Regions from separate parts of the Homo sapiens genome. Here regions 2 and 3 are each linked to region 1. Evidence: read pairs that join two places in POLR2A ChIA-PET (ENCODE). Cell type or tissue: OCI-LY7. All regions are shown on one strand. Links, peaks and the distances in the headings refer to the core of each region. The heading gives the core; the rest is flanking DNA. Region 1 has its middle 15 kb from the start of CPEB4. Region 2 overlaps LINC01942 (long intergenic non-protein coding RNA 1942). Region 3 has its middle 9.0 kb from the start of LINC01484.

Evidence for each region. ChIA-PET counts read pairs that join two places held together with the same protein. Peaks named below come from ENCODE experiments on the same cell type or tissue, not always from the same donor. Only the 100,000 strongest peaks of a DNase experiment are listed, where the experiment ranks them.
Region 2: POLR2A ChIA-PET joins it to region 1 with 5 read pairs; 4 of 35 experiments call an interaction of 5 or more read pairs at or near these places.
Region 3: POLR2A ChIA-PET joins it to region 1 with 5 read pairs; 15 of 35 experiments call an interaction of 5 or more read pairs at or near these places.

What each region holds. Positions count from the first base shown.
Region 1 is chr5:173,870,318-173,875,733 of GRCh38, forward strand. No RefSeq gene overlaps it. Among named protein-coding and RNA genes, the nearest start is that of CPEB4, 15 kb to the right of the region's middle. RefSeq lists a silencer at 4,599-4,757. In OCI-LY7, for the core only: no CTCF peak of the experiment used is centred there; a DNase peak (open chromatin) is centred at 2,054; H3K4me3 peaks cover 516 bases; H3K27ac peaks cover 358 bases.
Region 2 is chr5:173,705,683-173,709,682 of GRCh38, forward strand. LINC01942 (long intergenic non-protein coding RNA 1942) reads left to right here. Exons shown (of 3, transcript NR_146727.1): 3 at 1-167. It overlaps LINC01484 (long intergenic non-protein coding RNA 1484), which reads right to left. Exons shown (of 3, transcript NR_108027.1): 3 at 1,917-2,193. It overlaps LOC107984118 (a long non-coding RNA gene), which reads right to left. Exons shown (of 2, transcript XR_007059059.1): 2 at 2,391-4,000. Among named protein-coding and RNA genes, the nearest start is that of LINC01942, 18 kb to the left of the region's middle. RefSeq lists an enhancer at 1,543-2,043. In OCI-LY7, for the core only: no CTCF peak of the experiment used is centred there; a DNase peak (open chromatin) is centred at 1,849; H3K4me3 peaks cover 1,539 bases; H3K27ac peaks cover 2,490 bases.
Region 3 is chr5:173,752,363-173,757,988 of GRCh38, forward strand. No RefSeq gene overlaps it. Among named protein-coding and RNA genes, the nearest start is that of LINC01484, 9.0 kb to the left of the region's middle. In OCI-LY7, for the core only: no CTCF peak of the experiment used is centred there; no DNase peak of the experiment used is centred there.

The DNA of each region.
Region 1 (5,416 bases), core at 1-4,000:
CTGTCTCAAAAAAAAAAAAAAAAAAAAAAAGACAAGACAAGACACTAATAGAGCAAAGGAAATATACATAGAGTGGGGAGGGGGCAGGTGGGATCAGAGGGGATTTTCACGATATGTTACCACTGGTACTGACTGACCAGATAGAATGATTCCATGACCCATTGGAATGGACTCCAGCCTTTACATGGGATTTGGTGACTATCAGCTCATGGTAGAATAAGAGAAAGCTTCATGGAGGAGGTGAAGACTGAGCTGAGGTGTAAAGGGCATGTTTGTGAGGCAGGCATATTTGAGATGTGGCAGTTTCGGGCCAAGGGAACAGTAAAGGCAGAGAGGCAGGAGAGAAAGTCCATTAGGGGAACTATCAGGACCTCTCCATCGCTGATCCCTCGGAGGCCCAGAGTGGTCAGTAGGTATCTGTTGAATTAATAAAAGAATAATGAGTCAATGAATGAAGTGGAAAATGTGTGGTAGGGGGGCATAGAGGGTGAGGCTGAAGAGCAGCAGGGAGGCAATAAGATAGCTACCATTTATTGCAGTCTGAGATGTGCCAGAACTTTACGCAGATTATATTATTCTATCCTTCCCATCAGGGCTAGCTAAATTGTCTATATTGTATGAGTGAGGAACCTAGAGCAGTCCCAGGCACAGAGAGCGTGTTAGACAGGTATTAGTATTACCCCAGAGTTACAGATATGCATGTTGAAACTCAGAGAAATAAGGTAACAGTTTGTACAGCCAGGCCTTTCTGACCCCAAATCTCATTCTCTTATCTCAAATCCTAGAGGAGAGTACGGCCATTTAACTTACGTGAATTTTGCTATACACATTTGCGGGGGTGGTGGGAAAGGAAATTTTAAGAACATGGGCCATTCTTCTCATCATGATCTATGCCATGGAGTAAACGTGGGGCAGAGCCTGAATCTAAAAAGGTTGCCTTCACTCCTCTCAGTTCCTTTGGGCCTCTCATGGCCAATATGTCTAGGTGTCCACATGATTTCCATACAACAAAGTTCCTAAATGCAAGCCCCCTACTTTACTTGGGCTCAATCAAAGAAACAGTGATGTATCTGGTCCAACCATGGACATTAAACAATCACTCTTCCTGTATCATGCACATTGATAGACAAGTTAGGAAATTGTTGAAGATGATTTTTACAATATCAATGCAGTCCGTGTTGTCTTTGGAATGTACTGGCCCCAGGAAGGTGCAATTATGCCCAGGGCAGCCTCCAGGTTAGGAATGGCCAGCTGGTCTGTGGGTTAAAGACCCTTGCCTTGGCAGCCATCTTTGTGCCCCTTTGTGCTTGGAATGCCAAGTATCTTCTGATTTTCAGTGGCCAAAGCAACCAGATATTATCTGAAAGCCAATAGTGGTTTTCTCAGCTATGGGAACATGATGAAGACCAAAAAGACCACACTCTGGTGTTGTGGATGCCATCCCTTGGCTTTCCACCACCCTGGTCTTTCTGTGGTTAATTTTTGGCTCCCAGAAATGAAGGCTCCATAACAGAGCTGGAAAGCTCTCTCCAGGGCACGAAGGAGCTACCGAGCTGAGACCTCTCTTTTGACATCTGAACATCAGAACCTAATCAAGGATGAGGACCATTACTTGGACCCGTTTTTCTAAGGTGACTCAGCCTGACAAGGCCCTAAATAACATCCAAATATTATCCCACACTGGGAGAAAGAAAGAAAAATAAAATCAGGCTACTTCATCATTTGTCTCTCATGAATGCATCTTATGAATATTTTCCTTTAAAAGACTAATCTGCTGAGAACTTGGAAGAACGTATTTGTGTGCATTCATTAAGTCTCCAACTTAGAGGCACATTCTGGGACTAATTATTTTTTAACTAACTAATCAGCATGTTTCATTCATAAATTGGGATTTATCAGTATAGCACATGAAAGGAGAGAACATATTATTATTTTAATTTGGTTAATATGCAAAAACGTGCTGTGTTTGTAATGACCTGCTTTCACTGAATAGACACAGCCTGGAAATAGTAGCAGCTTCCTCTAATGAGGGTTCTGGCTCCTGGCCCCAGCTGCTCGGCACTAGAAACTCAGTTTGCTCTCTGACCCATCAGCGTTTGTGCTTCTCCGGTGAGGAGGCAGGAGTGATTTCCTCACAAGGAGAAAAACCAAAGGCCTTGTGTTTGCTCTGCTGATGGAACCAGTTACACCCGCTTTGTTAGTGGGAAGAAAAAGCATGGGGGTAGGGGCGGAGAGTGGTGGTTGGAAGGGGTTATCACACACACACACACAGACACACACACACACACACACACACACACACACACACACACACACACGCTCCCAGAGGCCCAACTCCATTAATAAGAGATTCCACCATAATCTAGTGATTCTTGTATCTTACTCTATTGCGCCCATCATCCATGTGCAGCTTGTCTACCATGCAAATAAGTCCTCTGTTCTGAAGTCCCTTGATAAAGGGATTTATTTACCAGCCTAAACTGGTTATCCCATTTGCCCCTGCAAATGTGTGGTTCCTCCTTGCCTCTGAGCTGTCACACACGCTGGTTTAGAGCCACTGAGCCAGGGCCTCAGGTTCATGCAGCCTGTCAGGAGCCTGGGTTGTCTCCCAGACCCCTGCAAACATTCGGCCCAGCTTTGAACCTGAATCCTCTTGCCCCTCTGATTCGGCTCAGCTTTGAACCTTACTCGTCTTGCCCCTCTGATTCGGCCCAGCTTTGAACCTGAATCATCTTGCCCCTCTGGCCAACAGCACTGCTCTGGACTCACCTAGAAGGGCAACGTGGGGCAGGCGTCGCCACTGGCCTTTCTGTGACACGCTGGAGTAGGGTCCAGCTGTATTTTTTCTGTCCAGCCCTGGTGCCAGCCTGCTGAGGTCTCCACCCAGACACATCCTGATGTGGCACATTCTAGAGCCAGGCGCTGCTTTTGTGTTTTAAAGGAGGACGTTTCCTCTTCTGTTTTTTTTTTTTTTTTTCACTGTAGAAGCTCTTTTTACATTCTGAAAGAAATACACATGCTCATTGTAGAAGATTTAGAAAAAGCAGAAAACTATCCATTAAAATTCAATCTATAATCCCACTAGCATGAGACTACCCGCATGCACACTGACATTTGGGGTGTTTGCTTCTGGCCCCTTGTGCCTGTGGCAGAACAGGTCTTCTCCAAGAGGGAGAGTGACCTGGGCTTCCTCTATTTGTGAAGCTCTGAGTGTGAAGCAATACTAAAACAGAATGAAAACCATTGTGCCGTATTTTAAATGTGTATATTCTTGATATATTGTGCACAGATATACTCTTGCCATTTATCATGTGACTCTTACAACAGTGTATCTGTGACTGTGTGTGACAGTGTTTAGAGTATTCCTGTGATTATTGTATAACTGCATTTACAGGTCACGTCCAAAGTCTCAATTAGTGAACATAAGACCTGGTCAAATGGCTCTCCTGGATCCCTTCCCATAACCCCATGGGCATTTGTACTTACATCATATCGGAGATCATACTGCATTCATATTTTTATATTTTGACTTAATACTATTTTGTTAACCTTTTCACAAGTTAATAAAAATTCTTCCACAGCAAGCTTTTAGTGGGTAACCAGCATTCTACTATGTAATCTTACTACCTAAGCTTTCACCCATTATTGAACATTTCAAATGGCCAATTTTTTCCCCATTATAAATAATACTGCATTGAACATCTTTCTGTGAAAATCTTTGCAACTCTCTGGGGTTATTTCCTTTGGATGGAGTCCTAAAAGGAAAACTAATGGGCCACAGGGTAGGAACATCTGAGAGTATCTTGTTTCATGTTGCTTGATTTGTTTCCAAATAGGTGGTATTGATTTATCCTGAAAGTTAGAACATTTTCACTATCTTATTTAGTCTTTAATTGCACAAGTAATTCACAGGAATACACTCTCCTTGTACAAAATTTAAGAAAGTAAGGCCTAAGTCTCTTTTAACCACCCCCTCCAATCCCTGAGGTAGCCACAGTTTTCAGCTTAACAAATGTCCTCTAACAATGCATTTATTTAGTTATCTGTGTTCTTACATAAAATTGCATTACCTATAAAGTATTAAAAACTTGCATACTTCTATAACCGTAGAAAATGTAGTATTTTTGTGTGTGAATTTTTTACATAAATGGTGTCATAATGTATAGGTATTATGTGACTTGTTTATTGCCTTCAGCTGTCTGTCTTGGAGCTCTTCCTTTGTGCATATAAATCTACCTCATGCTGTCTAACTTTCCATATGTTTCCATGGGCTACATATAGGCTACATATTTGGATCCTCCCAATTTTTTCATGTTTACAAATAGTGATGCAATATAAACACTTTTACACAAGCGATTTGAACAAGATTTTTCTCTACTTGAAATCAAATGGTATAATTACTGGGTCATGGGATATGCACACTTTTAATTTTAATAGATGCCAAATTAGGCTGGGCATGGTGGCTCACACTTGTAATCCCAGCACTTTGGGAGGCTGAGGCGGGCAGATCACTTCAGGTCAGGAGTTCGAGACCAGCCTGGCCAACATGGTAAAACCCCGTCTCTTCTAAAAATACAAAAATTAGCCAGGTATGGTGGTGTGTGCCTGTAATCCCAGCTGCTCAGGAGGCTGAGGCAGGAGGATTGCTTGAACCCAGGAGGGGGAGATTGCAGTGAGCCGAGATCACGCCACTGCACTCCAGCCTGGGCAACATAGCGAAATTCCATCTCAAAAAAAAAAAAAAAAAAAAAAAAGAATCCAAGTTGTAGAGGACATTTTAAATTACTTTTATTAGGAATATTCTAGAATGTTGTGGATTTGGGCTTAATTATCAAGGATGTAATTCTAAAGTGTTCTATTATGTAGGATGTCACCCAAAGGTCTTTTCATGTCTTCATTCATTCCCTCCATCTCCATCTGCTCTGGGCCCAGGGTGGCCCACTCACCTGCAGTACACAGTCAATGAATGCAGGTTAGGCACTTTCCCCTTCACCCAGCCCCACCCTTTCAGAGCCCCAACCTGACACCTGGTTCCCTTCAGCACCTGCCAAGACCCTGCTCATCTTTCCAGATAGAGCTCACATGTCCCCTCTTCTTGGAAGCCCTCCCTAGAGTGCAGGCTGTGTAAAGCAACCTCTCTTCAGTGTCCCCATGGCACCCTTATTTATTGGCTTGTCATGCTTACTGCAATTTGGAATTTAGTCATCTCTACCCCGTTAAAATGGACAGTCTTGGGCTTTCAATGGTGCAGCATTTGGGTGTCAACTGATAAATATGGACCACTGACTGAATGACAAATGTGCTCGAATGGCAGTCTGTCGGTTTCCAAAGAGAAGGGACCAACCACATGCAGCTTTTTTCGTAGAGAGCTTCACAGAAAAAAGGCTGCAAAAACATTAGATGGCTAATAATTGAC
Region 2 (4,000 bases), core at 1-4,000, 160 kb before region 1:
GAGTGGCCGGAGCCCAGGGCTGGGTGAGTGTGGGGTGGGTCTGAAGGGGAGGACGTGCATCTAGAGGCCAGGCCAGCCCCTGCAGGATTTTCTGATGTCAAATCGCCTGTCCTGTGCCCGAGCCCTATCGCCTTAGCAGAATGAGGACACGTGCCTCCCCTGGGCCTCCCCACCGTGGCCTGAGTGAGTGTCTCTCCGGCTGCAGTGTTTGCAGTCAGCAGGTCAAGAGGGGACCCTCCTGCCCTGCTCCCATGGGGCTGCTGCTCCTTCTAGCAGTCCCAGCTTAACACCCACACTTCTTATACTGGTCCCAGGGCCCTCTATGGGTTAGGGTGTAGAAGGAGGTTGTGTTGGTTAAAAACACCAGGTGGAAATCTCTTTTCTCTGAATGCTGATGGAGTGCTGTTAGGGAGACAGTTCTTTTCAGTCTAGTTGGATCCTGGGTGAAGACTCAGGCCTCGCTCAAGAAGGGAGACCACCCATATGTGCTGTCACGTGTTTCCAGGGAGGAGGCTGGAAGTCCAAGATCAAGGTCCTAGTAGGTTTGGCCTCTGGTGAGGGCTCTCTTCATGGCCAGGAGCTTCTCCCACTCCTGGGCACAGATGGGCCCTGTTAGACTGTTGCCTTGCTCCCAATCAATCATGCCCCCTCCCACTGCCTCTGGGGTTGTGTCTGTGATGTCCTCTTCCTGGGGACAAATGCAGCTTCAGCTGCTATAGGCTGGGACTGTGGCCCTCCCTGCACCAGTCCCAGGGCCCAGCTTCCCCAGGCCACTAGCGTTGCTCCAGGAACAGTGTCCAAGTCAGTCCCGACTGCTAATAGAATCCCACGGACTGAGTGGCTTCAGGAACAGGAATTTATTTCTCACAGTTCTGGAAGTCCAAGATCAGGGTGCTGGCAGATTTGGCTCCTGGTAAGGGCTCTCTTCAGGCTTGCAGACAGCTGCCTTCTTGCTGTAACCTCACATGGTGGAGAGAAAACTCTGGTGTCTCTTCCTTTTCTTATAACGGCACTAATTCCATCATGGATCCCCCCACCCTCATGACCTCATTGAAACCTAATGACCTTTCAGAGGCCCCACTTCCTAATACTGTCACACTGGGGGTAGGGCTTCCACATACCAATTTGGAGACACACAAACATTTAGTCCATAAAAAATGGGCAGGTGGCCCAGACTAAGCTAATCACATCCTTTCCTGGGCCTGTCAGGAACCTTCTCTGGCTTTTGGTTTGTTTGTATTTTAAAATAGAAATAGGCAGATCTGTGAGAAGGTGAGGTGAGAGTTGCAGGCAGCCACCTACCTGCCCAGGGGAGGAGGCCCTTTTGCAATAGGAAAGAATGAAAACAGCACAAAGAGAGACGTGGAGGAGGAAGACGGAGAAGGAGGGGCGCTTTCGCCTCCCTGGACCCAGTGGGCCCTGAGATCTGCTTCTAACCTGTCTTTTCTCTATTGATTTTTGTCAGCTAATAAGTCTTTCTTTCTACATATATTCATTGAAGTTCCATTTGTTTTCCTTGCCAGTAAAAGAATGCTGACAACCTCAGGATTGGGCAAGGAGCTAGTCCTTTTCCCCTCTTGAGAGATGGGGTAGCAGAGTAGTAGGAGCAGAGCGGCCAGGCTGTCTGGATTTGAAGTTGTACGTGTTGGTCTGGGCAAAATTTTCAACTTCCTGCGCCTCAGTTTCTTATCTGTAAAGTGGGGTTAATAATAGTGCCCACCTCGTGCAGTCAGGGATGAGGATTAAGTGAGTTATATGTGTAAGGTGCTTTGCACACTGCCTGGTGTGCAGTCAGCTCAGCATCTGTGAGCTGATTTCCATCTCCCTTGGGTCTTGTGGCCTGTGAACACAGCCTTACTTGGCGCAAGTGCTGAAGGAAATGGAACGCACCCTGAGTGAGACAGCAGTACTCTCTTGTGACCCAGTTAGTAGCCAGCTGGCAGATTTCTGGTATTGCTCACTGCTGAGGGGCCGCTGGGTGCCTGATGAGTCCTGGGAAATGCCTGGGGCAGGGTGGCTGGCCTGGGCCTGTCTGCCCTGGGTTGCCCCTCCCAGAGCTCTCAGCATGGCAGCACTAAGGCCAGCTGGACCCTACTTGGGAGGATAGAGAAGTGGAAAGAACCCTGGGCCTGCAACCCAGCAGTTGTACACCGTGGTTTCCTAGAGGAACTCATGCACATGTGTCCTGGAGACCTGCAAGAGGACAGCACCATGGAGATGACCAGCAACTAATACCACCCAAAGGTCCACCAACAGGAGAATGGATACCCCAGCAGGGGTGCATGCATGCAACGGAACACACCACGTACTGGTGAGAGTGAATCAATGTCGGTCACACGCATCAACGCCGATGAGGCTGAGACTCGTAATATCAAATTTAGAATTGCAAGTAGCAGAAGGATCAAAGTTATATTTGTAATAAAGCTTAAACACAAGCAAATCGAGCACTGTATTGTTTAGGCACACATTCACATTTGGTAAAGACATAAAGCAAAGCAAGGGAACGAGACAAAAATGAAATCCCAGAGTAATCAGGTGGTCAGGTCTTGGGGGGTGGCGTGGAGTTGGGGAAGGGCATCAGAGTGGATCTCACCTCAGCTCCGACTGCTTTGGGAAGTTCTAGTTCTGACATGGAGTGGTGGGTTCACAGCTGTTTGATTGCTTGTTATGCTTTATAACAATATAAACTGCATATGTTCAGTTGAAATATTTCATAATAAAGGTTTTTTAAAAAAGAACATTGGGCTCATCTTTCCCATCAGATACAGGCATTTTTGTTTTGAATTTCTATTTCCTTTTTTTAATGAGCAAGGATCGTTTGCCTCTGAAAATATAAATTAAAAAAAAAAATAAGGCTGGGCACAGTGGCTCACGCCTGTCATCCTAGTACTTTGGGAGGCCGAGGTGGGTGGATCACTTGAAGTCAGGAGTTCGAGACCAGCCTGGGCAACATGGTGAAACCCCATCTCTACCAAAAATATAAAAAATTAGCCAGGCGTGGAGGCGTGCGTCTGTAATCCCAGCTACTTGGGAGGCTGAGGCAGGAGAATCGCTTGAACCCGGGGGGCAGAGGTTGCACGAGCCGACATTGTGTCACTGCACTCCAGCCTGGGTGACAGAGCGAGACTCCATCTCAAAAATAAATAAATTATTTAAATATTTTTTTAGAAAAAGCACTGGATTTGCAGTTGGGAGCACAAGACTTGGGGTTGCCCCTTCCCACAACCACTGTCATTGCTGGGACCTCTGCAGCCATCTCCTCCCGGCCTCCATCCTCACCCACTCCATTTCAGTCTCTGTTTGGCCCCCAGCTGAGTTATCTTTGTAACCATAAATGGCATTCGCTCATTTTACTGCTTCCTGAAGTCCAAGCCTGTTCTTTTCAACCATGTTTCTCCCTGTTCCTCTTCACCATTTGTATGTAGCCAGATGTAGAGTTCATGGAACCAAAAACCTGCCTTCTGCTTCTGTGTCTTTGCTCAAGCTGTACCTGGGAAAATAAGTCATCAGGTCTGAGCACCAGCGTCTGGGTCTCAGTGCTCAGCATGCAAAAGAGACTGGGTTTAGGCTCTGTCACTCACCATGAATTCTACACGGAATGACTTTTCTGTCCCTAAGTGATCCTTCCAGGCTCATTTCAGGCAACACCTCTTCCAGGAAGCCTTCCCTGATATCCAGCCTTTATTCTCACAGCTCCTCTGGTAATCCCTATCAAAGTACCCTGAGATTTCCACAGTACTTTGGAATTTTCTGTGTATGTGCCTCCTCCACTAGACTACCTACTCCCCAAAGGCAAAAACTGGGTCTTATTTTGTTTGTCTCAATAGCAACTGTACCAGCCGTGGCATGGTGGCACTCAAATGGTAACGCCCTGAGGGAAAGGTTTTGCCTGTTTTGCTCATCTATGTATTCTAAGTGCCTAGAACACTGCCTGGCATATGGTAGCTGTGCTGCAAATGGTTATCGAGTGAATGAATAAATGTTAACCTGTACTGAGTAC
Region 3 (5,626 bases), core at 890-4,889, 120 kb before region 1:
CAAGACCAGCCTGGGCAACATGGTGAAACCCCGTCTCCACAAAAAATACAAAAATTAGCCAAGCATTGTGGCACATACCTGTAGTCCCTGCTACTCGGGAAGCAGAGATGGGAGGATCACTTGAGCCCAGAAGGCAGAGGCTGAAGTGAGCTGTGATTGCGCCCCTGCACTCCAGCCTGGGAGACAGACTGAGACCCTGTCTTAAAAAAAAAAAAATGAAATGGAGGGAGCAAAGAACAGAGATATTGTTGAGGCTTGGGGCTGAAATTAAAGTTCAAACTAAAATCCTGAAGAGATTGACTATGCTGATTTCCTTTGGACGTTAAAAAGCCTGCCAGAAGGATGCTAATTGACAAGGCTTCCCAGGGCTTGGAGGAGTTTCCCAGAATGCACTGTGAGTGAGGCAGACAAGGCTGCACGGGCCCAGTTCTCTTTGTTCTGCATGTGTGTTGCTGCGGCATGGCATGATGGAGACAGATAAATGCGAAAACATTTTGTACACTGGATAGTGTACAACAAGGAGGAGGAGGAGAATGTGGCTCACATGGCCTGGTTTCAGGCTCAGCTTTGCCCCCAGCTAACTGTGTGACCTGGAGGAAGTTGCTTATCTGGGCTGCAGTCTGTCCCTAAGAAATAGTTGGACACTACAAGATCTCATTTTTCCATTTGAGTCTAAAAAAGATTACCTTGGCCAATGTGGCACAAAATTCTGTTTCCTAGAAACATACTCTTAGCAGCAGCAATGATAACAAAATATAAAAGTAGCTAATATTTATGAAGCACGTAGTATGAGCTAAGCACTGAGCAAAATAATTTTTGCATGGCCCATCTCACTTATATCTCCTGATAAAGGCACAAGCTGGATACTTATATTATCCCTACACTAAGGATGAGAAAACTGAAACTCAGAGAGGCTAAAGGATTGCTGAAGTCCCTGAGCTAGAAAGTGGCAGATCTAGGATTTGGAAATTTGGAAAACCAAATTTTCCTGCGTCCATGGTCTCCCCCTTAAGCAAAGGTTCAGGTCACAGTCATAAGCCTGGATGCAGCAGTGGAGATGGTTAGGGCTGATAGGCCCTCACTTCAGGGTCACCAACAAGCCAGAGTCTGATCTCCTCTAACGGAGTGTCCCTGGCTTCGGCAGGCAGTGCGGGAGCGTAACCGGATCTGCTTAGAGAGGCCCCAGCTTGCGCCATTCACTGGGCCAGAAACCTGAGCTGCTCCTGAGAGGGCTGGAAAACAGCCTGGGGCTTGGAGATTGGCTCACACTATCCCAGCTATTCCAACGCAGACTAAATGGCTTCTGGCCCTTGTTAATGGCGCCATCTCAGATCAGTGCCAGGGGAACCACTGGTCATTTGGGGGCACTGGAGGGAGCAGGGTAGAGGCGTGGGGTGATGGTGGGTGATTAGCAGCTCCCCTCTTCCTCCTCGCCCCTTGGTCCCTCTAGTTGACCCACCACCTTCCCCCAGTTGACGCAGCACAAATTTCTGGTGGGAGGGATACTCAGGTTTGGGAGTCCGTTTCATTCCTGCATGTTCACTATTTATAAGCCCAAGTCACAGCCTGCCTGGAAATTCCAGGCCACACTCCTGCAACCCAACCTGATCAAATATTCATGGAAGCCGATGAGCTGTCATCACCATGAATCCCACGATCTGCATTTATTGCTTTGACACTACTTTATAGGAATTACTTCTCCTCCTCTGCCCTGTGCCACATTTTCACCACCCTTCCCCAGTAAATCCAGCTCTGAGTAATTTATAAATCTGTAGCTTATCAAAATTGTGCTCAGGCCTCAACTTGGGAGAAGGAAACTAAATGGAAATTAATTTATATATTGGGCATTGATTACAGTGTAGACTCTTTTAAATGTTTGTTTGCAGAAGTGCATGGTAAGGTAAAAAGAATCTTTCAATCAGAAAGACCAGGTCTTGAGTCCCAAAGCTGCCTTTTGCAATGTGATAATAATAACTTAATTGAATCTGAGTTCATCGTGTCTCAGACAAGGCACTCACATGACAAGTCTATGAGCCAAAATATGTTATTATTATCCCTCCTATTTTTCAGATGAGGAAACTGAGGCACAGAGAGGTTACATAAATTGCAAAAGGCAAATCGCAAGGTCACATAAATTGCAAAAGGTAAATTGCTAAGCCCAATTTCCACATATTGGGAAAATAAGGGATAATAATTCCTGATTTACCAGGTACTTGGGAAGGTTAGATTCTGTAAAGTGGAGGGCTTAGCACATAGAATGCCTCCCATCCCCTCCCCTTCTCTCCCCTTCCCTTCCCTTCCCTTCCCTCCTGCCTTCTTTCTTGCTTTCCAATATTGATCAAGGGCTGCCATTATGTCAGGTCTTGTGCTTGGTCCTGGAGAGATGGCGTGAACCAGGCAAATGCTGCCTTCTCCTTCACTCTCTCTTGTGAACCTGCCATCTTGCAAGGTGCAGGCGATAAACCATGACCTTCCCATTGTTCCGTGTCCTCTGGCACCAGGAGGATCAGTATTTCCCCTCCTATGGCTTCTGCCTTGTCTCTGGTTCTGGGGGTTGGGGGAATGATTGGAAGGCCAAATCCAAGAATCTTTGTCGTCTGTTGCCCCTTTCTTAGCTTTTAATGTGATCAAAACTCTGGTCTGGACTGAAGCCTAGAGAAGTAGACATGTTTGCCCCAAGGCTGTCTGAGGAGTGAGGAGCTAGGGCAGGATTTGAACTAGATATGTCTGACCCAAGCCCCATGATAAGGCCGTGTGTTCTAAACTCAGGCAACTGTTATGGGTGCAAATTCCTTCCCTACTTTGAGCTAAAATCCCCAGCCTGCCATTTGCATCTGATAGTGTTCTATATTCTCAAAATAGAAGTCACTCTGGCAAATATTTGGCATTATATTTCTGTCTTTCCTAATGCTCCTCTGCTCTTCCAACTTTTTTTTATTAGAAAGGATGTTGAGTTCCTTTTTTTTTTTCTCCTGTGGCTCTTGCTGAACCTGCTACCCTTTGTCAAAGTGTCCCTTTAAGCAGTATGCCTGAAGTCGAATGGGCCACTTCCAATGAGGGCTAAAGTGCGGGAATGAGCAGGCTTCCCATCTCCAATAGTGAGTGCTTGCTTCATCAGCTTTTCTGTTGGGCACACCCTACAAAACATGATCTTTGAGTCCTCTGGAACCACCAGTTATGGGCGTGCTTCAAAGGGGAGGGTGCCTAGGCACCAACATGCATTGAGCACCTCATGGGTTCCAAGCTTAGTTCACACACAGTGTTGCTTTGAGTTGTCTCCATATGTCTCTGAAGCAGGTCTTATTAGTCCCATTTTGCAAATGAGTCAACTGAGGTTCAGAGAAGGGCTATAATTAGGATCACAGAACTAAGCAAAATCTCCCAATCTTTTTGCCCATGTGGTCAGGTTTTGAAGCCCAATGGGCAGGACCGATAACAACCACTGTGAAAATAGTGAGTTTGGATTCAGTTTCTCAGACGTGACATTCATAATATGTTGGAGTTCCAAATGTTTCAGGACCCAGAGTTGGGGTATGATCCCCAACTTCATCATTTCTCTGAATTTCATCATCATGGCATTCATAAATGTCACAAATGGGACAGTGTTGTGTTCAGACTCCTGAAGTCTCCATCAGAGACCTGCCCCATCCCAGTCTCTATGGTCGCACTGACCAGCACTTTTCATGTCTTGACCCAAGGACAAGAAAGAATCCAGTGAAAATATCTTCACTCCCGCCCCCTGCCACCAAACTTCTTCAACTTGTCCGAGTGGGTATTACGCAAAACCATTGTGGTGGGCATTGGTGGTTTTCAACCTACGTTTATTTCTTGTTTGGGGTTAACATTTTATTTACTTTGGGGAATAGAATAGATTGGAATATTGCTTTCGATTCTTCATTCCCCTTTAAGAGAATTAGACATCCATGCCCTTCATCACATGACTTTTCAGTATCTCTCCATTGAAGGGGAGAATTTGTCTCTCCAAGGGACTGAAGTCGAGCTTGGCCATGTGACTCTTGTGAACCGGTGGCACATGAGTGTTTGCGAGCTGAGCAGAGGCTCTAAATGTGTTTGTGTGATTTGGTCTTCTGTGCCCCTATTATCCGGTGAGAAAAACATGTGTCCTGGTCTATACAGGATGAGAGGGACACGGTACAGACCCAAACCCAACATTAGTCTAGAGTCAAGCCCAGTCCCTCCCAGCAGGGACACAACTTTTTCTCAGATTCATGAGTAAGAAATAGAAAGGCTTGTTAGCATAAGCCACTGAGTTTTGTAGTTGTTTCCCAGAATTAGTGCAGTGATAACTGATTAATGACTACAGGGGTGCATCCCCTGTCCCAGGCCTTCAACACCAGGGTGGGGACCATGACCCAAGCTTGGTCAGGAAGCGTATCTGTGCCGACGACTCCTGATTTCCCATCTCACCCACTGTCCATTCTCTGCCCAACCCTCACCTGCTCCAAGCCCAGGCCCCTTCCTCCACTGCAGCCCCCACCTGACTCTGGTAATGCAGTTTCCTTTCCTGCCTCTCAAGCCAATGGGAGGCAAGAGAGTCTCCCTGTGGCTAGGTGCAGGTGCTCAACACCCTTGTGGGCTCCCTTGTCTCACATCTTAGACCTTTCATTCATTTATATTCCAAATCCCCACCGCACATACTGTCTATTTCCAAGTGAGATGGCCTGGTCCAGACCACACCCTTCATCCCAAATTCTAGATGCACCTGGGCAGTCACTTACACTTCATTTTATCCCCCAATTGAGAAAATAGGGATTATGCTGTTGCCCTTTCAATGCTGCCATGAGAGAGAAATGGGATCACGGATAAACAGTGGCTAGGCTTGTGTTATAGCCGCACGGTGGATTTGCAATACAGGTGAGTTCTCTGGGCCTATCTTGCTATTGCTAGCATCTAATGTGATGCCGGGAACACACCAAAGCATTAATAAATATTTGTAGACAGAAAAGCCCTCTGGCAGATTTTCTTCCTTTGACCTTTTGATTATTTTTCCTCTTGACATAACAGAATAAGATACCTAGTACCATGGTGACAATCTCTATAGAAATCCATAGCTTGCTCTCAGCACACCCGCAGATGCCAGTGGGAGGCTGGCATAGATTTGGACCAATAGAGAGGAGGCATGGTTAGCCTTGTCCTGGTTACAAAGAACATGTTTTTTTTTTGTTGTTGTTTTTTCCCCCTTTCAAATGGACCTTCCTGTCCCCAATGCAGCATCAACTAGCTCTCTCATAATGTGGGTTAATTTTCCATCAGCTCCTAGAAAGAGTGTATTTCCAGACTCTCTGGGGACAGACAGAGGAGTTTCAAACAGGATAAAGCAAGCTTCAGTGGAGAGTATTTGGAGTCTGCCGTGGCGTCAGGCTGCTCCAACCGCATTTCTGCCAGAGGGTGGGAACGTGTTTGCTTGGAACAGGTAATTCTTTCGGATACTCTAATCCGAGGTTTGAAATAGACTTGTGTTGCTACCAGAAACCCCTGTTGTGTGGCCTTTTCTTTGTTAGGCTTGTCCTGGTAAAGGCTGGGGATGCATTGGCTTGGGAGTGGAGGTCCTTTACTGAAGCCAGTGTGTCTGCCTCTTTAAGAGGGACCTCGAGGAGGGACAGTC